2 separate regions of the Homo sapiens genome follow, and region 1 is linked to region 2. The links are chromatin loops, found by intact Hi-C in ENCODE. Cell type or tissue: endothelial cell of umbilical vein. All regions are shown on one strand. Links, peaks and the distances in the headings refer to the core of each region. The heading gives the core; the rest is flanking DNA.

Region 1 (11,084 bases), core at 3,163-8,162, 97 kb after region 2:
TGAGAGGTAGGGAGCAAGAACATTGTAAGCAGCAAGAACGGGCAGTGATCCTGAGCACAATCTGGTCAGAAACAGAAAAGAGAGTTTGGCTTTAGCCGGGAGAAGACCCTCCACTTCTTCCTTTCCTGCACATACAAACAATGCATATACCCCTCTTTAACAACTTAAATGGCTGTATGCCCCTTCACTATTCTGCTCCTAGCTTTTTCAATTATCTACCATGTATTTCAGGGATCATTCCCGATCAGCACACAAAACATGTCCTCATTCTGTTAAAGCTGTATGTTATTCCATTGTAGGGAAGAACCATAATTTATTCAACAGTGGTTACTGCTGGACTGCCAATGGCAATCCTGTGCTACTACAAACATGGATAGCCACACCCTTGTCAAAAGTGTTATTTTAGGATTTCTACCAATATGGTGAAAAATGGCACCTCCTTGTCATTTAAATTTGTCTCTTTATTAACAAAATTTAGCATCTTTTCTAATGTATGAGCCATTTGTATTTCCTTTCTTGCGAGCTGTTGGTTCCTTGCCCTTTAAAAACTGGACAGTTGCTATGTTTATTGATTTGTAGGGGATCTTATGGAAATCTGCACCTTGTTTGGCTCTGAGTTGCAAATAGTTTTCTCCTGGTTTGCTGTCTTTGTTTATGGCGGTCTCTGCCATGCACAAGTTTTTAAAAAAAATTATGAATGTATCATTGTTCTAAGCCTTTGAAGGATGTTGTCTCAGTTAAAATGAACTTCCTACTAAGGCAGGTACTACTCTGCTCGCTGATGCGAATGATCCAGCTGAAAGGGAGAAGACAGCAATGTGAGAGGGACTAAGTGCAGGAATGATGACACTGGGAGAGGGAGCGAGGCCCGGCACAAAGGTGGAGCAGCGGCCACAGGCAGTACCACAAGGCAGGCAAGATCCATGGGTACTGGCACTGGAAGGATGGTGGAGTCGCTGCTTCCAAACTCTCCCTCCTCTTTTCTTAGCCAAACACAGAGCTACTTTGAGGCGCAGGCCATTAGGCTTTACTGACCTTTGCCCCTCCTTATTGCTGCCACAACTAACCTCTCCAGTCACTCAATCCCCTGTCACTGACTGTATTAGTCCGTTCTCACACTGGTATCAAGAACTACCAGAGACTGGATAATTTATACAAAAAAGAAGTTTAATTGCCTCATGGTTCCACAGGTTGTACAGAAAGCATGGCTGGGAAGGCCTCAAGAAACTTTCAATCATGGCGGGAAGGGGAGGCAAGCACGTCTTACATGGGTGGCGCAGGAGGAAGAGACAGAAGTGGGAGGTGCCACACACTTTTAAACAACCAAATCTCATGAGAACTCACTATCACGAAAACAGCAAGGGGGAAGTCCATGCCCATGATCCAATCACCTCCCACCGGGCCCCTCCTCCAATGCTGGGGATTATAATTGGACAAGAGATTTGGGCGGGGCACTAATCCAAACCATATCATTGACCAACGACTTCAGCACTTGGGAGGAGTTTGCTCGTTTTCCCTTTTCCTCTCTTTCAAGTGACTTCAGTATCCACAGATGATCCAAACCTGGCCTCAATTTTTTCAACCTTCTCAGAGCCAATCAACTTTGTCTTTCACCCAGCTCAGCCACTTATTCACACGGCATTCTCTCATACCCAATGAAACTGCTGCAACTTTTACTTCAAAGGTTCTGCTCTCTGTTCATTTCCTCTTACCCTTCTTAGCTTGGATACTTTTGTACTTCCACTGAACTCAATGGCAAATCCAGGAGACAGGGAGAATTTGGAAGCAATGATGGGTTACAAAAGAGACATTTACTTCACCTCTCACTCTTGGGGAATGTGAAGCATGGGGGGGAAAAAGAGCCTCTGCCTGAGGTTGCTGCAGGTGGCAGTGTTTCCAGGGGACCACTGGGCCATTTCAGAAAAGGCAAGAAGATAAAGGGATCATTCATCAAGGAAGCAGAGACTGAAAGGAACCAATGGGTTCTAGTGTGTACACAGAAGCAGAGGATAGGGAGGGGTTGGAGAGGGGTCCATTCAGGGAATGTTCAGGGCAGAGTACAGATGAGCATCTTAAAGATGAGCATGATCTGGAGGACTGGATTTCTGGTGACAACTGCAATGGATATCAGAGCACAGTGTGAATGAGAACTTCTGGGTGGCTGTTTCTACCTGCGTCTAGTGATGTCACTGCTGTTGAGAGCGTGCAGCTGCTCACTTTCCAGAGGGTTACTGACCTAATGCATTTTCTGTTTTTTTGCTCATCTATTCTTTTTGATCCCCCCCTTTCATTTTTCTGGACAACATCCCTTGATAATTCTATAAAATAGGGATTATGAATGAGAAACTGAGTTCCTGCACACCTGAAAAATGTCTTCATTTGCCTTTGATATCTAAGGGATAGCTTCTGTGGGTACAGACTCTTAGGTTCTGGACTATGCTATTTCAGAACTCTGAATATGTTACTTTATCATCCTCTTGCGTGTTACCAGAAGACTCTGATGCCAACTTGATCCTTGATATTTTATAGGCTGGCCAGTTTTCTCTCTCTGGACGCTTCCATTATATGTGTACAATTTGAGTCTTCTTAAACTCATAACTTCACAGTGGGCACTCAGTGTTCCCTTTCAATCTACAAATTGTTGCTTACGTTCTGGGAAATTTTCTCCCATTATTTCATTGGTTATTTGCTCCCTCCTCCACTGTCTCTGTCTCCTCCTCCTAGAACTCCTACTAGATGAACACTGGAACTTCTGAAATGAGCCTCCTTATTGTATTCACTTTTCTGTCAGCCTTTCTATCTCTTTGTCTTATTTTATATTCTAGGACAATTCTTTGGCTCATTCGTCCTGCTCACTTTCTTCCTTTAGTTGTATCCATTCTGCTACTCAACCCTTTAATGAGGTTCTAACTAAAGGATCATGTTTTATTTCCAAGGTCTAGGAAATAAAAATCATTCTTTTTTCTTATTTCATGAGTGCAGCATTCTCTTTTTATCTCTTTCAGGGATAAATTCACTTCCCTTAAAGTCTTCTTTAGGTTCTTATTAGGATCCTCCAATGTGAGCTTTTCAGTTTCTTCAGTTTGGTGTTTCTTTTATGATGGTTTGGCGACTGTTATGTGCTTGCTCATGGCTGTCTAGATCCTCGGTGTGTAAATGCTGCATTACTTCACCACTGCCAATCTCCATCGGTTACAGGGGAAGGGCAGGATATGCAGGGCTTCTGGACTCTGACTTCCACCTTTAATTTGATTCCCTCAGCCTTCTGCCCTTTAGGAATTCCTCAGATTTCTAGACTTCTCAGGATGCTTCTTTTCTTCTAGCATTGCCAGGACATATATCTAACATATTAGGGATTTGGGGCATACATGTGATGCATGTTCAGTCTGCCAACTTGAGAGCCATCTTAACAGGAGCCCTTCAGCACTCACCAGGTAGAAGCTGTTCTAGATATGAACCACTAATACCAAGGATCTTATAGTGGAAGACAAAGATTCCTTAAAAATCTTTAAATGGCACATGGAGAAGATGTCTTAAGATGATCAATCCATTTTCTTTGCTTTGCTTACCAAACAAATCTTCCTGTTACTTTTTATGATTTTTCTGGTTTTGTTTATTATTTTCTCATACTAGTTTTTGCATGCCTCAATAGGACAGACTCCTCTAGTTACTGAAATAGTAATTTTAAGTTAATAAGCAAGCATTTGAGTTTTGTAAGACAAATGTAACGCCAGCCTTATGATTGTCATGAATCAATTCATCGCAATCTAATCGACTGATAAAATCACATTTCCAGGACCGCAATGCTCCTACGATGATCCTGTAACAGAGGTATCGACAACAACCCTGGAGCCTCCTTCAAATTATGGGACATCACCAACAATCAATCACTAAGAGAAGAAATAATTTAGAAGAAGAATTCATTTTTGGTTACTCAAATATAACCCAATTTAAAGGAGACTGTTATTTCTCTTCTCTAGTAAGCTACAGACAGGATCTGCTCCCTTTAATAAGATGCTTGGTTAATAACATTTATTTACAGAGTAAAATTTTCTCATTATTTCCCTCCACACTAAAATATTTACATAAACTCAAACCACTTATGTTGCCTATTCCAACCAGTTTCTTGTCAGAGTGAGTAGGAAAATTCTTCATTAAATGTCATTGCCTTTGGGGTAAACAGAACATAAATAAAAAACCAGTTTTATTAAGGTTCTGCAATAAGAGGAACTATTTTTTGGACGAAATTTCTTTCTGCAAGTGAAGTTAAAGTTTTAAGAAACTTAAGAAAGAGAAGCCCATTGATAGACGCTCTACTTCTCTGTCACAGATTCTTTTCTGTCTTCTGTTTTTCATCTGCTGAGTAAGAAAAGAGTTAACTTATAAATGAGAGGAATGTTGTTTCAGCTCTACAGAAAGCTTTTAAGGATGAGGTCAATGCGAGGACCAGCTTCTTCATTAACTCATTAACAAGACAGGTCACTGTGGCCTCAGGGTTCATTTATCAGCAGGAAAACCTCAGCTGGTAATGGCTGGTTGTTTCCTGCACCTCTCAAAATTCCAAGCAGAGAAGTAGACTCCATTGTGAGTCTGTTTCCTGACTTGGAAGTAAAAAAAATATTTTCATGATGACCATTCTTTTCTCAGGCTGGAGTTACATTTGGCCCAAAGACACACTGGGCATGCACAGTGCTTCCACTCCCAGAGCACTTTCTAATGCTTTCTTCCCTCTCCAGTTAATTATTCCTAATGATGCTATGTGCATCTCATTGGGTCTTCCTGACAAGGCACCAGTTTTTAAATGAATTTTTATGTAAATGTTAATGGCTGTAAATTAGGCAAGTTGCAGCAGTAATTGCCCACCCGTCCACCTGCACCACATACCACCAGCTACAATTCTCTTTGACAGCTGCTGTTCTTAACTGGGACCTACTATTCCTAGTCCACAGTGGGATTCAAAGTTATTAATAACCCTATGGCAACCTAACTGGCTTTGCTATAATGTTCAGAAAGGTTTTCTTTTGTTTGTTCCTAGCATCTACCTTGGAGGAAGGAAATTATGAAGAGATTATCTTGAGGCTGTCAAGAGAAGATTGGTAGTTTTTCTCCAAAATAAGAGATTGGCTAGATTAGCAGAGAGTTTAAAGCAAAACTTCAAGGGAACCCTCTCAGTGAGGGGATTATAAATGCAACTCCTATGTCTGGCATTGCTCTGGCAATTTGGGAAGGCTTCTTTGACAGCAGAAGGTTTCAGCAGAGTGTAGAAAGGAAAAAAAAAAAAGGCCTGACCCTGCAATGCTGACACACTTTCCACAGCTCCAGCCATAGCATTTCTGGGGGAGGCCAAGCTGTCCTGTTCTCTTTCTTCTTCTTGCTTTAGTATTTTCCACCGTTTCTAGGACTCCCTTTCTGTGCTCAGTTTATTGCTGTACTCAAGCAGCCAGGTAACGAGGCAGTGTGGTTCCATGGAAAAGTAACTCTAGCTGGAGCAATCAAAAGACCTAGGTCTTTCGACTCTGTTCTGGTCCTTTGCCTCTCTTAACTTCCCTTTCCTGCAAAAGAAGCAGGTCCCTGTGGTCTCTTTCTCTTCTAAAACTCCAGTGGCATTTTATTAATTCCTAATATTTGTATAGTTCACACATTCCAAGTTAAATAGCTTTTTTAAGGATGTACCTCATCCCTGAATATCACAGGCCACACCAACAGATGTTTCCAAAGGCCAGCACATTGCCAAAAATTCACTGTCAGGATTGATTTGTGGCTTCTGCTATGCCAATGATTTTATAACCCTCTGTTAACATCGAAGTTTACTTTTTACTTTAAGATGTAGAGAACACTGGTGCTTTTGAATTACCATTGCTGGAAAAGTCTGGGATGTATTGTTTTAAAAAATTGCTACTTGCTACAGTCACAAATCCTTGTTGGCACTCCTGTCTGCACTAGTATCCTTCCTCATTTGCCAGGAAGAAAAAGTCAGTATAACAGGAACTTATGTATCCAAAACTCTGCCATGTCTCAGCTTCAGAATAGCTTTGGCAAAGTAGATTGTTTTCTTTACCAGCTGACTCATTAACAGAAAGGCTGTAAAAGTTTGTTTACTTGGAACAAAAGGGGCAGGTAGTAAGGAGGTCACTGCTGGCTCATCACTTCCCACCCCTAATGGTAGCCAAAGCCAAATGCAGAGTTAGAGTTCTGCCTGGCCCTGTACATCTGCACACGTGGGCTCTATCTGCATACTACAGCGGAAAAAAAACATCCTTTCTCTAGGCTCTTACTTGGGGGAAGAAGAACAAATATTTTGAGGTTAGGTGGCTAGGTTAAGAATCAGCAATCTTCCTCTTGCCTTTGGAAGAAACCACAGGGCAGTGATTCTCAACCTTGGGTCATTCTGCCCTCAGGAAACATTTGGTACAGTCTGGAGAAATTTTTGGTTGCCACAATCTGGGGAAGATATTACAGACATCTAGTGGGTAAAGGCTAGGGATGCTGCTAAACATGCTGTAATGCACAGGACAAAGAACTATCCAGCCCAAATGTCAGTGGTGCTAAGGTTGAGGAGTCTGCCCTAGGTGAGATGGCACCCCCTCAATCCAATGGGGTCACTGGAGATCTGCTGCATGGAGGATGGCAGTCTCCCTGGTAAGGCACTCTGAGCTCCCTGGAAGAAAACAACTAGATTTAAGGTCAGGACTATTAGTGAACAAACCCCATAGGTACCAACTTCTGGTTGTTCTTGGGGAAGACAGAGACTTGCTTTGTCCTCAGAAAAATGGAAAAAAGTCCCTGGGCTAAACTGCAAGGCTCTACTACATGACACTAAATAAGTTAAAAAATGTTCCAGCAAAAACTCCTTTACATTTTAGCTCTTTAGAGAACAAAATGCTGCTGGCACTAGATAGCAGGCCTCTCCGCACATGCATGTTCTCTCTTGCTGAATAGCAGTTCCTCTGTTGAGGATTCCACCTCTGAGCAGTCCTCAAGGAGTCGTGGAACAGCCTGGCTATGGTTTCCTTACACTAAATGTGTTGACTCCATTTTTTTCCAGCAAAAAAGGTGCAGTTAGTTCCACATCATGTAGATGAGAAACAAACACTAATGGAACAGTTCCAAGATGGAAAGGAAATGTAGAGAAAATGTATGTGTATGACAAAACAGCTAGGCCAATTCCCAGTCATTTGAGGGGGTTGGGGGACACAAGGCCTCAGGGCACCTGGGGAAGCCTGGAAAAGAGTTCATGACTTCATCACTAGCTCAATTATTTTACAAGCTTCCAAAAAGAAACTAGGCAGTAAGTTTCAGAACTGCCTTGGCCAGTAAACTAAAAATGGTCAATATCCTAGCACTGACTAGCCCTAGTCATACCACTCACAGTAACTCAGTTAATCAATGCAGGGTCATCTCGCGCATGAAAGGCTGATTTCCTAAGAAGGCAAAGAAAAGGAAATAATTCTGTAGATGATCTGGTAGTTGAGTAGACGGGGCAATACATAAGCATGCGACATTTTATGCAGAATTTTTAAAGGCATTTGCTTAATTGTGACATTTTAAGAATCTCTAGCAGGGTACTCACTTCCACAGCATGTATACTAAAATTAGAATCTCTAGCAGGAAACAGTTTCCCCCATTCCCAAATTAAAGCAGCACGAATAATTTTAGAGGTCTTATTTAGTGCAATTACTGTATGACAACAAGCTGTAATAAACCAGTTACTTAAAACCCAACCGATGAATTGCTTGGCTACTGGATGAAAGTAACTAACTTTTGGCAGTAGTGCATAAATTCTGAAGCTGATGAAAAGCTTGCTCTGTCAGTATATACAAGGCTTTGAGGGACTATGCATGTTTTTTCACTGGTATACACAAACATAAAAAGGAACCAGAGTGATGGCTACACAACACTGTGTATGTACGAAATGCCACTGAATTGTACACTTTAAAATGGTTAATTTTATGTTAGGTGTATTTCACCACAGTAAGAAAACAAAGGAAATCAGGTGTCAAATCACTTTAATTGCTTTAGAAAACAAAATCATGGGACTTATGCCATTAGAAAAGTAACTATAAAATAATGGTACAATTCGTGACTGAACAACCACGTTATAGCTTATGTTCAGATATTTTATAGTAGGCGTGTATTCACCTAAGAAAAACCAAAACAAGAAGAAAAACTGAATGAAAAGCTACTCAAAACAAATCTTCAGAAAGGGACTAATAACCCTTACAAAGAGCCCAGAAGTAACATCATTTAGAAAGAACATCCTGGCTGGGCACAGTGGCTCACACCTGTAATCCCAGCACTTTAGGAGGCCCAGATGGGTGGATCACAAGGTCAGGAGTTTGATACCAGCCTGGCCAATATGGTGAAACCTTGTCTCTACTAAAAATACAAAAATTAGCTGGGCATGGTGGTGCGTGCCTGTAGTCCCAGCTACTTGGGAGGGTAAGGCAGGAGAATCACTTGAACCCAGGAAGCAGAGGTTGCAGTGAGCTGAGATCGTGCCACTGCACTCCAGCCTGGGCAACAGAGGGAGACTACATCTCAAAAACAAAAAAAGAAGAAAGAAAAAAAGAAAGAACATTTTCAGGCTGGGTAAAGTGGCTCGTGTCTGTAATCACAGCACCTTGAGAGACTGAAGTGGGAAGATCACTTAAGCCCAAGAGATCAAGACCAGCCTGGGCAATCCCAGCACTTTGGGAGACTGAGGCAGGAGGTTCACTTAAGCCCAAGAGTTTGAGACCAGCCTGGGCAACAAAGCAAGACCCCATCACTACAAAAATAAAACAGGCTGGGAGCAGTGGCTCACACCTATAATCCCAGCACTTTGGGAGGCCGAGGCAGGTGGATCACTTAAGGTCAGGAGTTTGAGACCAGCCTGGCCACCATAGCAAAACCCTGTCTCTACTAAAAATACAAAAATTAGCTGGGCATGGTGGTACATGCCTGTAGTCCCAGCCACTCAGGAGGCTAAGACATGAGAATCGCTTGAATGTGGGAAGTGCAAGTTGCAGTGAACCTAGACCGTACCACTTTACCTCAGCCTGGGTGACAGAGTGAGACTCTGTCTCAAAAACAAAACAAAACAAAAAAAAACAAAACATTATCTGGGCATGGTGGCTATGCATCTGTAGTCCCAGCTACTTAAGAGGCTGAGCAAGAGGAAGGAGGACTGTTTAAGCCCAGGAGTTCAAGGATGCAGTGAACTATAATCATGTCACTGTTCTCCTCCCTAGATGACAAAGACCCTGTCTCTTAAAAAAGAAAGAAAAGAACATCCCAAAGTCTGCAAGAGAGTTTGGTAATAAGAGATCAAGATCATATGTTTTTTTCATGCCATGAGTTGTTAAACAAAAGATCATTTGTTTTCTTACTGTGATCAGTTAGACCACCATGAGGAAAATAATTAAGTAAACTTTAAAATCTTGAAAAATGCTGAAAACTTTGAAAAATGTTCAAGGCACATGACAGTGGGTCCTAAGTTGGTGCTCATTTGCTGTAAGACCTGGTCATGTCATCGGTGACTAAGCTGAGGCTGCACCAGAGAACATAATCAAGGTCTTCTAGATATGAGGTCTGAGGCTTCCAGGTCTCTACTCAAGAAGAAATCTGAATGCATGTGAAGTGAAAAAGAATTGGATGGTAGTGTGAGCAACACGGAACAATGGCTCAAATGTCAATGTTCAGTACTCCCAATGCATCTCCCATGAGCACTTCACTGTGCTTAAATTCTGCTGAATCCTCAGTGTTTACTAGCACATGTGAAGTGAAAGTAACAGAAAGGTGGTGAGATTGTGTCCTGGATTCTGACATCAAAGCTGTAGGTAAATGTAAATGAAGTAGCCCAAGGACCAGGAATGTCAATGTGCTGAAGTTCTCTAGGGGTAAACTCTCCAGTGTAAAGAGCACCAGGTAGGGCTGGGCATGGTGGCTCACGCCTGTAATTCCAGCACTTTGGCAGGCCGAGGCAGGTGGATCACGAGGTCAGGAGATCGAGACCATCCTGGCTAACACGGTGAAATCCCATCTCTACTAAAAATACAAAAAATTAGCCGGGCGTGGTGGTGGGTGCTTGTAGTCCCAGCTACTCGGGAGGCTAAGGCAGGAGAATGGCGTGAACCTGGGAGACGGAGCTTGCAGTGAGCCGTGATCATGCCACTGCACTCCAGCCTGGGTGACAGAGCAAGACTCTGTCTCAAAAAAAAAAAAAAAAAAAAAAAAAAAAAAAAAGAGTACCAGGTGGACAGGATGAAGGAAGCAACAATAAACTAAGTTTTATATAATCGATATTGGATATACTTTGATTTTCCAAGATAGCTCTAAAATCTTCCACTCAAAAAAAAAAAAAAAAAGTCAGCACCTACTACAAAAGATTGATATGCCATCCAAACTCTGGAAATAATTTTGCCCCATTCCTCTTCTCTGAGGTGGTATTTTGCTGCCTAATCAAAACTCGAAAATCTAGTTAGTCAACAGGACTTGCCCACCCCACTCCTGAAAAAAAATTCTGCTTAGCTTGGGAAAACACAGATGGTCTTGTCTGTCCTTCCATATGACAGCAAGTAGTTGGTGTCACAATGCGTCCCGGGAGCAGGAGTTCAGTAACAAGGGTCAGCATTTCTTTATTAATAGCATGAAAATGCATCCCAAGTGACCTTCAAAATAGAAGAAAGAACAGGCCAGGCACGGGGGGCTCACACCTGTAATCCCAGCACTTTGGGAGGCTGAGGTGGGTGAATCACGGGGTCAGAGTTCGACAACAGCCTGGTCAACATGGTGAAACCCTGTCCCCACTAAAAGTACAAAAAGTCAGCTGGGCATAATGGCGGGCGCTTGTAATCCCAGGTACTCAGGAGGCTGAGGCAGGAGAATCGCTTGAACCCAGGAGGCGGAGGTTACAGTGAGCCGAGATCGGACCATTGCACTCCAGCCCTGGCGACACAGTGAGACTCCATCTCAAAAAAAAAAAAAAAAAAAAAGAAAAAGAAAAAGAAAAAGAAAAAAGAAAAAAAAAGCAGGCGCAGTGGCTCACGCCTGTAATCCCAGCACTTTAGGAGGCCCAGGTGGGTGGATCACGAGGTCAAGACATC
Region 2 (9,664 bases), core at 4,354-9,353:
CTAGAGGCCCTCCCAATGCAGGCAGGCAGCCAGCCCTGCTTGCTGAGGGTGCTGTGAGGGGGGCGCTGAGCATGGGGGTGGCAGAGGCGCCAGCACCCCCCAGCAGCCGCAGGCCTGGCAGAGCCCCCCGCAGCGCAGCAGAACTGGGCCCACTAGGTCTCCAGCACGCCTGGTAGCAGAGTCCCGGCTGGGGGCCTCCGTGGGGTGTCCCCGCCCCCTTCCAGTGCGTCTGGGAGTGGATTTGGCGGCTGCCTCTCCAGACTCATCTCCCTCCACGCGCCCCAGACTTGAGTCTCCTCCAGAACTATTTTTAGATGCAGGGACCTGCCAACAGCGGGGCAGGCGGGGCGGAGGGACGTGGCAGGTTGGCTGGGCCTCGAGGCACGGCCTGAGGCTTCTCCAGGCCTCCCAGCCTCCCAAAGGCAGGTGGGGACCCAGCCTCAAGGCTCAGCCAGGACCCAGCACCAGCAGGAGGGATGAGCATCCTCCAAAAGCACCCTGCCGGTGGCCATCCCAACCTCACGCGGTGAGGCCCAGGGGTGCAGCTGGACCCAGGCCTGCCTCCCCAGGCAAATGGCCGCCTGCCACTCTTGGAGCTGAGTCGGGTGGCAGTAGGCAGCCACAGTGACCAAATGTTTCTGTTAGAAAAACAGAGCAACGCAGCCACCAGGGGGAAAAGCTCTTTAGGGGAATGACTCAGCCCCACTGCTAATCACAGGCCACCCTGCTGCACACCTGAGACCCCACTAGCAGGCCGTGGAGGTCCCCCGGGGGTTAGGGGAACACAGCCAGAGCCCAGGAGGAGAGAACAGAGGCACAGTCACTGACATAAGACCCACACGGTCTCTGACACACATGCCTCATACAATGCAGAGAAAACACAGCACAGGCCCACTGCCAGGTGCACGCACAGAACCCAGGCAGCCCCAGGGCCAGGGTGCCGCCCCTCTCCTCCCCTACTATCAGGCATCAAGCGGGGGGACAAGCGAACTCAGGAATACATCCCAGCCTCCCGGTAAGGGCCCCAGAGGCAGGTGTCAGGTCGGAGGAAGGGGACAAAGTGGGCCCCCGCCCTGGAGCTCAGTGGCTGGTCTCCCCCTTCTGCAAAATGGGTGTCGCCCCTGACCTGGGTTGGCTCCCGGCTCTGGCACCCCCAGGTCCCAATCCAGGAGCCTCGTTTCCTCCTTGGGAAATGGAGCACCACAGGAGCGCTGCGACCACGGCCACCAGGACACACCCCAGCATGAGGGGCTCACCCGACCTGGGTCATGGTGGCCTGAGGGGCCACCACCATAGCCCGCTCCCCTCCCTCCCCAGCTCCAGGCACCCCAGCCTGAGGTCCCAGCACAGGGGAGCCTGGGGCAAGATGAAGCTTCTAGGGCGAGGAGGGTGAAACACAGGCCCGACAGGACCACGTGCACGCCTGACCTCACGCCATGGCTGTCTCCTTAGACACTGACCAGGGGCACTACCTGAGCGACCTCCCACAGACGCCTTCCCCCGGGGGTCCCATCTGACCATGAAAGAGCCTCTGCCCTCAGATTCCTACAGCCCACACCCGGCCCAAAGAGTCTCGGTGCCAGTGTGGCCCTCACCTCTCCCTCAGCCATACGGGCCACCAGGCTCCCACCTTAGCAACCACTGGACCCTGCTCCAGGGCCCAGGGTTCTGACCCTCCTGGCCACCATCCTTGTCACTCACCCTCTTGGCTTCCTGAGAGCCAGTGTCCCTCCCGCCCACGTGAAGTCCTGGCAAGGGCTCCTTCTCAGCCCAGCCAACCACTACCCTGGAACTGGGAGACTCAGTTTCCCAGGCATTTGAGGGGCAGGCCTGAGGCTTGGAGGGGAGCACCTGGAGGTTCAGACACAGATGTCCCGCAGCCAGGTGTTACCGCCGTGCCACCGTAATGAAGGCATGAGCAATCGGAAACTGCCCAGGGCCCGCCCCAGCAGAGGGGGCAACCCAGCAAAGTCCAAGGCGGCTCAGGGACAAGCTTTAAGAATTCAACAAAATGCTTTTGATATCTAATGTTGGATTTACAACTTTGAAATGCAAAACTGCATGTATAAATCTGTGAAACACAGGGCAGATACTAGACAAAATATGCCAGAATTTCCCAGTGATTACCGCGATTGGAAAATTTCATCTCCAGACTTTCCCATACATTATGCATTTTCTACAGCAAACAAGCATTGCTTTTGTGATCATAAAATACAAGCAGACACAATCAAGACTGGGGGAGGTTTCCTGGGGGAGAGCAGCCAGGCCCAGGACACAGGGCTCTCCTTCCTGGGCCATCAGCCAGGTCAGGGCCCTTGGGGCACAGGTCTGGGCAGCTCTACCAGTGGGCATGGGCAGAGAAGGACCCAGCTGGCTGAGCCCCTGATGCAATTGAGAGCAGGCCCCCTGCCGGAGACGGAGACAGAACAGCTGCCAAAACACAGCCTCGAGGCCGGGCTCTGTCTGGGGGTCTCGCTGCTGCTCCCCAGCCCACAGGGCTTCCAGCCGCACCAGGACAAGCTTCACTGCAAAGGCGGGAGAGGAGGGGTGGGGATGTGCCTGACCTTGGGGCATGTGCAGTGTGGACTGTGTGTGCGTGTGCATACGCACATACATTTGTACGTTTGTGGGATACTGGTGGGTGCACACGCTTTGTATGTGTGGACGTACACGTGTCTGTGTGTGGGGTGAGTATGCACGTGTGTTTACACATATGGGGTTTGGGTGTGTGCGTGTTCATGCATATGATGTGCGCATGTGTGGGCGTATACGTGTGTCCATTTATGGGGTATGGGATGCAGATATGTGCATGTATTCACGCACATTCATGTAGCGCATGTGTGTGTTCGTGCATATGGTGTGTGCATGGGTGTTCGTATCTGTGGGGTACAGGCATCATGCACGTGTGTTCATCTGTGTGGGGTGTGGGTATACCTGGACTGTGGCCTGAGGCTCCCCTACAGGACACTGCTCCCTGCCGCCTCCCCAGGGGATAACAGGACCCTGCTCCTCTTGCTAAAGCCAGTTTGGGAGCACCCCCACCCAGGCACCCCACGCCAGCCAGGCTCGCCTCTGACCAGATGGCTGAAGGAGCAGGTAGAGCAGGAAGTGGGAGCCAGTGACCCAGGTTCCCCTGGTGGCCAGGCTTGGTGGCCCATGTCCATGGAGTCCCCCACCCGCCAACGACCTCCGGCCATGCCTCCTGGGTACCAGGCCACCCATGGGCGGGGGTGGGGGTAACTCCCAGCTGACTCGCTGCCCAGCTGGCACCAATGAGGTCTCCACCTCAGCCCTGGGCTGAGTGTCTAGTGCTGACTCCTTCCTACAGGCAGGTGAGCTTGGGAGGCAGGGGCCCTGTGGACTTGGGAAGCGGGCTCAGGGTCTGGAGGCCAGAGGTCTTGTCCCCAGGCCCAGCATCCCATCAGCAAGAGCCCAGGAGGCTCTCAGGGCAGTCCTCCTCTAGCAATCTCAGGGGCAGCGTCCTCCCAGGAGTCACATCCAGATCACCATACGCACCCGCTGGCCCCTAGCATGTTCCATAAGTGGAGAGGGGTTGGCCTGTGGAGGCAGGGGCGGCCAGAAGATGTGCCGGAACCCCATCTAGAGGCTGACACGTAAACCCAGATGGCACAGGGGAGCCTGAGCATGAAGTGGCTGGCCTCTCCCTTGCGGGGGCCCAGCAACTGCCGACCCCATGTGCCAAGCCCCGCCTGCCCACTGGAACGCCTCAACAGGCTGCTCCCTGTGGTTGGTGACACCACCACTCGGGTCGGCTTGGCTGAGGCCAGCGGAGCATCTCCCCTCTGGGTCCATTCACATCCATCTTCCCCGGACAAATGAACACCCCCCAAACACTCACTTCCCACTTTGACCCCAGACCAAACACACAGCCACTCCTGGAATGCCGGTGATTGAGGGTGGCTGGACCCTTCTGTGCCCACAAACCAGGGCCTGGGCTATACCTGTGTGGCTGCACAACTGTGCCAGGACAGCCTTACCTTTGCCGGGGGCTTCGTGCCCTCCCAGCTGCGTGTGTCCATGGACGGGGGGACCTGGTAGATGTCATGCCCCATCCCGGCAGAAGGTGGCACCTGGTAAATATCCTGGGCAGGGCCTCCAGGCCCTGGGGGCACCTGGTACAGGTCTGTGGCCGGGCTGGGAAACGGGTGATGGGGTGTCTGCTTCGAGAAGGTGGATGTCTGCTTGGCTGGGGGAGACTGGAACTGAGGGCTGGGACCCGGGACTTGGTAGAGGCCTTGCTGAGCCTTGCTGGGAGTGGGCACCAGGTAGACGCTGTCTGGCTGGGGCTGGTAGGTGTTGGGGAGCATGGGCGTGTACTGGGAGGCCGGAGGCGCTGGGGCATGGAGGCCAGGCTGAGGCTGGGCCGGGGTGGCGGGAGGGCCGGGGCCAGGCCCTGCTGGCTTCTTATCATACATGCCCACCAAGATCTTGAGGCGGTTCCCAGGCACGATGCCCTGGCGCCCATGCAGCGAGCAGAGCCACCAGCCGTCCAGGCCCTGCGTGTCCTGCTCCAGCACCGTCATGATGTCACCCTTGCGGAAGGAGAGCTCATCCGGGGACTCGGCCACATTGTCATAGAGCGCTTTGGCCAGCACGTTCTGGGGAGAGAGGACACAGGTGTGAGAACAGAAGGATGTGCATGGGGCGTCAGGGGCTCCCCAGCTCCTGCCCTGCTCTGGGGAGGTGCCCAGCTTTGATACTAGGAAAAGAACTCAGTGGAGTTTGGCGAGATCATTGTGCCTTTGCCTCCACTGTCCCCACCTGTTCCCCAGCAGAAAGGCCCAGCTGATCCTGGCCTTTCTTTCAACTGCACCTGTATAGCACCTCAAAATCCTCTTGACCACTGTCACCACCAAAACTCCAGGGATGACCCTCAAGATATCCCTAAAAGCCCCACCCAAGGCCACTCTGCTACCTGGACCAACACAAGGAGAGCGGCAGTAATCACGACAAAGCTGCCAAGTTAAAACAAATAGCAAATGGTTCTCTCTCGAGGTGCACGAAAATAATCTGACAAAAAGAACAGCTTCTTAGGATAAAAAAATGAACAACAATAAGACAGAGCTTCCTTAACAAAGTCTATCTACCCCAAATCCAAAAAGTCAGTAATTAATTTAGAAACTTCAAACACCTTCCCCAAGGCTGGGAAAGAAACAGGAGGCACACCCTCCCTGTCCTGGCCCCGTCGCCCTCAGCAAACCCTTGCAGAGCCGGGTACGTGCTCCATGTGGCCCAGGAGCCAAGCAGTCCGAGAGGGACTTGGAGGAGGCTGTGGGATCAGAGGCATGAGTGCCGTGGCGAGGGCAGGGGCGGAGCCTCGCTGGGACACTAGAGCCCAGGCAGGGAGGCCTCGCAGTTTCCCACCACACACTCATGCATCCTCGCCCCTGCCGCTGCTGCCCCATCGAGGTGCCAGGCGCAGGATGGGCCCAGAGAGACAGAGGATCCCTGGCTGGAGGGTGTGGGCGGTTGCAGCAAAAGGCAGGTGTGAGGGAGGCACGGGGTGAGACAAGGCCAGGGCTGCGGCCCCTCCTAGGGCAGCAGAGGGCTGCATGGGTTCCACAGGGGCCCCAGACTTCACACACAGGGAAGCCGGGTGTGAGAACAGTGCCAGGCTGGCTGGACAGTGACCGGCACTGGGCTCCAGCCACCCCACCAGCCTGGCCTCAGCTCTGGGCTGCCCTGCAAGGTCCCTCCTCAGAGTCTCCTGGCGTCTTAGATGTGCAGCCTGGTCGAGACTCTGACTCGGAAATGGGACCTGGGTTCTGGCCAGCCAGTAGCTGTGTGACCATCCCCACTTGGGCCCAAGTCCCACTTTCTGGACTCCATCTGCAAGGAGTGAAACAAGGAAGAAAGGGCCACGCCCCCTTGGGCAGAAACAGGAAGCAGGAGCCTGTGCCTTGGGGCAGAGGAGTGGGGGTGAGGCCTCTTTCAAGTCCCTAGGGCCCACCCTCCTCCCCTATATGAGCAGGGGCTGGACAGTGCCCCTCTGAGCGCCATCTCCCTGGCCGGCATCAGAGGGCGATGGCATACCAGGCAGCGGCCTGGGTAGGCAGTAGTTGCCCCAGGTCCCAGGATCAGACATTCAGACCCCATGGTTCACTTGCCCTGGGTGGACATCATCAGCAGGGAGCCCATTTCTCCAGAGCAGCTAGGAGCCTCCAGTCCCTAAAAGGGCCAGAGGCTGGAGTGTGGAGAGCCAGGAGGAGCAAGGCCCAAGGGAGGGGCCAGGGGGCAGCTAGGAGAGGGCAGGCCCAGGTGGAGTCATATTGGAGCCAAGGTGAGCACAAGGGCAGAGGCCCTGGATGGCTGCAACACTGTCCACACCATGATTACAACAAAATGAAAAAGGCACTCAAGTGAAAAGCACATCTCAAGAAAATGTCCTGTGAAACGTAAAGACAAGAGAGGGTCAGGAAGACACCAGAGATGTCTGAGACAATGGAGATAGTTTCTCTTCCTGTTTTTCAGGAATGAGTGTTTCTTGCTTTGGGGCTGAAAAACTACACAAAAAGAAAAAAAAAGAAAACGGTGGACTATGTCCCAGGCTCTGAGGCAGGACGGGACAGGCAGTGCGGCAGGTCTAGGGGCCAGAGCCCCACAGAGGAGCGGGAGGGCGGGGGCTGTCCTGCAGCCCACCGGGCTCAGGGCCCCCATCCCAGGCGGCCAGCAAGACAAGCATTTCCCAAATATGGTCTGCAGCCTGCCTCTGGGAATCACAGCCCATCGGGGGCGGGCCACCCTTCCCCAGTGACCCTACACACCACAGAGCTGCCCCTCCGGGTCCCCCAGCCCCTGCCCTGGTGACCACAGGAAGTGCCAGCAGAGTGAGTCACAGGAAAATTCCCCTCCAGCCAAGTCAGAGAAGGTGGGGGTTTAGACAGAGGGGACCGCCCCGCGAAGGCCCCTCACCTCCTAGGAGGGTGGCCCAGGAAAGGCTGGCAGAGGCCCCATCAGGCAGGGCCAGGCACTCAGAGAGGCTGAGGGAGCACAGGCAGGGAGGCCGGGGGCTCTGTGGAGGGAAGGGCCCTGCAGGGAGGGAAAGCCCGGCCCAGGTGAGCGGCTGGGGCCTCTGGCCTCACAGCCCAGCCCTGCCAGGCATGAGCTCACTGATCGGCCACAGCCCAGTCTGGGGCCGCTGAAGCCAGGCTGGGAAGCATCTCACAGGCTGGGCACGTGGCACCAGGCGCCTGGCACCAGGAGCTTCCCCGCCTGCGTCAGCTGGTGTGCCCCCGCCCAGCCTGAGCTCTGGACGCTGCTGGTACACAACCGACCACTCCAGCTGGCCAGGGCCCCCGCCTCTCCGGGCCTCTCTGCCTCCTGTTCTGTTCCCTAAGGACATGCACTCCTTCTTCCTCACTAGGCAGACTCAGACCTGGGCCCGGCTGTGGGACTTTGGGCAAATCCCTTAGCCTCTCTGAGCATCTAGATCCTCTCTGCTGGATGACAGCCCTCATTTCATAGGATTGTTCTTTTTTTTTTTTTTTTTTTTTTTTTTTTTGAGACTGGGTTCTGCTCTATTGCCCAGTAGCGCGATCATGGCTCTCACTGCAACAACCTCCCAGGCTCAAGTGATCCTCCCACCTCAGCCACCTCCCACCTTAGCCTCCCAAGTAGCTAGGACTACAGGCATACACCACCACGCCCAGCTAATTTTGTGTAGAGATGGGTTCTCCTTATGTTGCCCAGGGTGGTCTCAAACTCTTGGGCTCAAGTGATCCTCCAGCTTCGGACTCCCAAAGTGCTGGGATTACAGGCGTGAGCCACTGTGCCCAGCGCGCATTGTTCTTTTAACAAAAGATTCGCCTGGCCCCTGCTTTGGCTGGGCTCCGCAGAGATAGCGCAGGCCTAGTGGACAAGGCCTCTGTCTGAACCGGGCCTATACTGTAGTGGGACAGAAAGACACCAAACAATTTGCTTTCACGGGGAAGAAAGTGGGGTGCCAAAAATAATGTGGGAGAAGGCCTTTGCATACAGGGTCAGAGACGGCCTCCCCAAAGAGATGACATTCCACAGGATTCCTGTCTGAGAAGAGCATGGGGCAGAGGAAGGGCCTCAGCCAGGGGGCTGGAGCAGGGAGGCAGGCTGTGACCCTGGAGCGGCAAAAGGACTCACACCGCAGACTCCATGGATGATGCGTGCACAGCTCAGTGAACGTCATCCGCACAACCAGCTTCCCCACGGCCAGATAAGCCCAGACGAGCAAAGCACACACCACCCCAAGCATTCCTGCTCTGGACATGCTCGCAGGCCCCCCAGCAGCCTCCCCCGGAACCCCTGCCATGCTTCAAACTGGAGGAGAGGCCAGCCTCCCCAAGCCTACTTTCCTGGCCTCCCGCACTGCTGGGCCTAGGGCATGACCCAAGCTGGGCCAGTCAGGTGCTCCTGCCCAAGTTTTCAAGGGACACAACTGTGACCTCAGAAGGGGTGCAAAGCCAGTCCAGGTGGACACTGTCAGCCACCTGTGTCCAAGGCGCAGTGGAGGCTGCTGCCTGACTCACTCATTCTCTGGTACCCTACTCCTGCCGCACCCTACTCCCACTTCAGAACATGCTGGACTATCATCCCCTCCAGGAAGGCTCCTCCTGGGACACCTTCTCCCCTCTGCCCCCACCTCACAGTACTGCCCAGCATATCTTGACATAGCCCAATTCACACCCCTGCACCCCAGGCACCCAGGACAGGAGGACAAGTCTACCTCCTTCAGAAGGGTAACTCCAGGGCACGTGCACCAGAGGAACCCAGGAAGGCCTTTGGGGGCTTGCTCATCCCAAAGGGCAGGGCCAGAGGAGGAGAGCCCCAGCCTGATGCCAGCACTCCCTAAACAATATCCCAGCTGTTGCACATAGGACTGACAGGACTGCCCCACACGCTCTGCCTGGCTCTGAGAATGGCCCTCATTGTGTCCCCGGGGCCCGCCTGGGCACCATATCCACCCGGGCTGGGCAGGCAGGCCCTGAGAAGCACAGCGGCTGGGACCAGGGCTGCGGGTGACACACGTCAGGGAGAGCTGCAGCCGTCGGATGGGTGTTGGGGTCTCCTCATTGGCTCTGCCAGCTGCCTTGGGAGCCCTGGACGTGCTGTGGCTGTCCCCAAACTCCTTCTCTGGGTCAGGCGGAAGCTGGTGTCGGCGAGTGGTAAGGGGAGATGCTGCTGCTCCAAGGAGCCTTCCCTGGTTGCCTGAAGGGACAACCCAGGAGTTCTCAGGAGCAGGGCCAGCCCAAACCAACTGCAGAGAACACTGCAGGTATCACTGCTGACCAAAACCCTCTCTGCCAGGCCTGGCTCATATCTGGCCTGCACCCTTTCACCCAGCAAATATGACCTCAGCACCCGCAAGCCAGCACAAGGTGGGAGCTGGGAGAAAATGGCAAGAACTCCTGTTCTCTGCCCAAGACCCCAGGGTTGGGGGCAGACAAGGAAATGGGTAATAGTGCCACACTTGTCACTAAGTTCACAATAATAAGAACAGCACAGTTCCTCCCTGCGGGAGGCAGAGCTCTTTCCCACACAGCCACCAGCTCATTTAACCCTCAAAACAACCCCATAAGACACGATTACCTCCATCTTACTAGACAGGAAAACCAAGGCTCAGAAGCTCCCTGACAGCCCAGGGTCACTGAGTCCAGAAGCAGCAGAGGCC

What was found. Peaks named below come from ENCODE experiments on the same cell type or tissue, not always from the same donor. Only the 100,000 strongest peaks of a DNase experiment are listed, where the experiment ranks them.
Region 1: it touches region 2 in a loop (6-fold over the local background); 2 of 110 quality-filtered maps call a loop at or near these places.

Annotation. Positions count from the first base shown.
Region 1 is chr16:75,336,392-75,347,475 of GRCh38, forward strand. All of the region lies in intron 5 of CFDP1 (craniofacial development protein 1), which reads right to left. Among named protein-coding and RNA genes, the nearest start is that of BCAR1, 90 kb to the left of the region's middle. In endothelial cell of umbilical vein, for the core only: no CTCF peak of the experiment used is centred there; DNase peaks (open chromatin) are centred at 4,520, 6,100 and 7,080; H3K27ac peaks cover 4,841 bases.
Region 2 is chr16:75,238,472-75,248,135 of GRCh38, forward strand. It overlaps BCAR1 (BCAR1 scaffold protein, Cas family member), which reads right to left. Exons shown (of 7, transcript NM_014567.5): 2 at 3,999-4,619. Among named protein-coding and RNA genes, the nearest start is that of BCAR1, 8.3 kb to the right of the region's middle. RefSeq lists enhancers at 1-639, 2,322-3,163, 3,164-4,005, 6,156-6,265, 9,616-9,664. In endothelial cell of umbilical vein, for the core only: no CTCF peak of the experiment used is centred there; DNase peaks (open chromatin) are centred at 5,810, 6,860, 7,190 and 8,139; H3K27ac peaks cover 4,549 bases.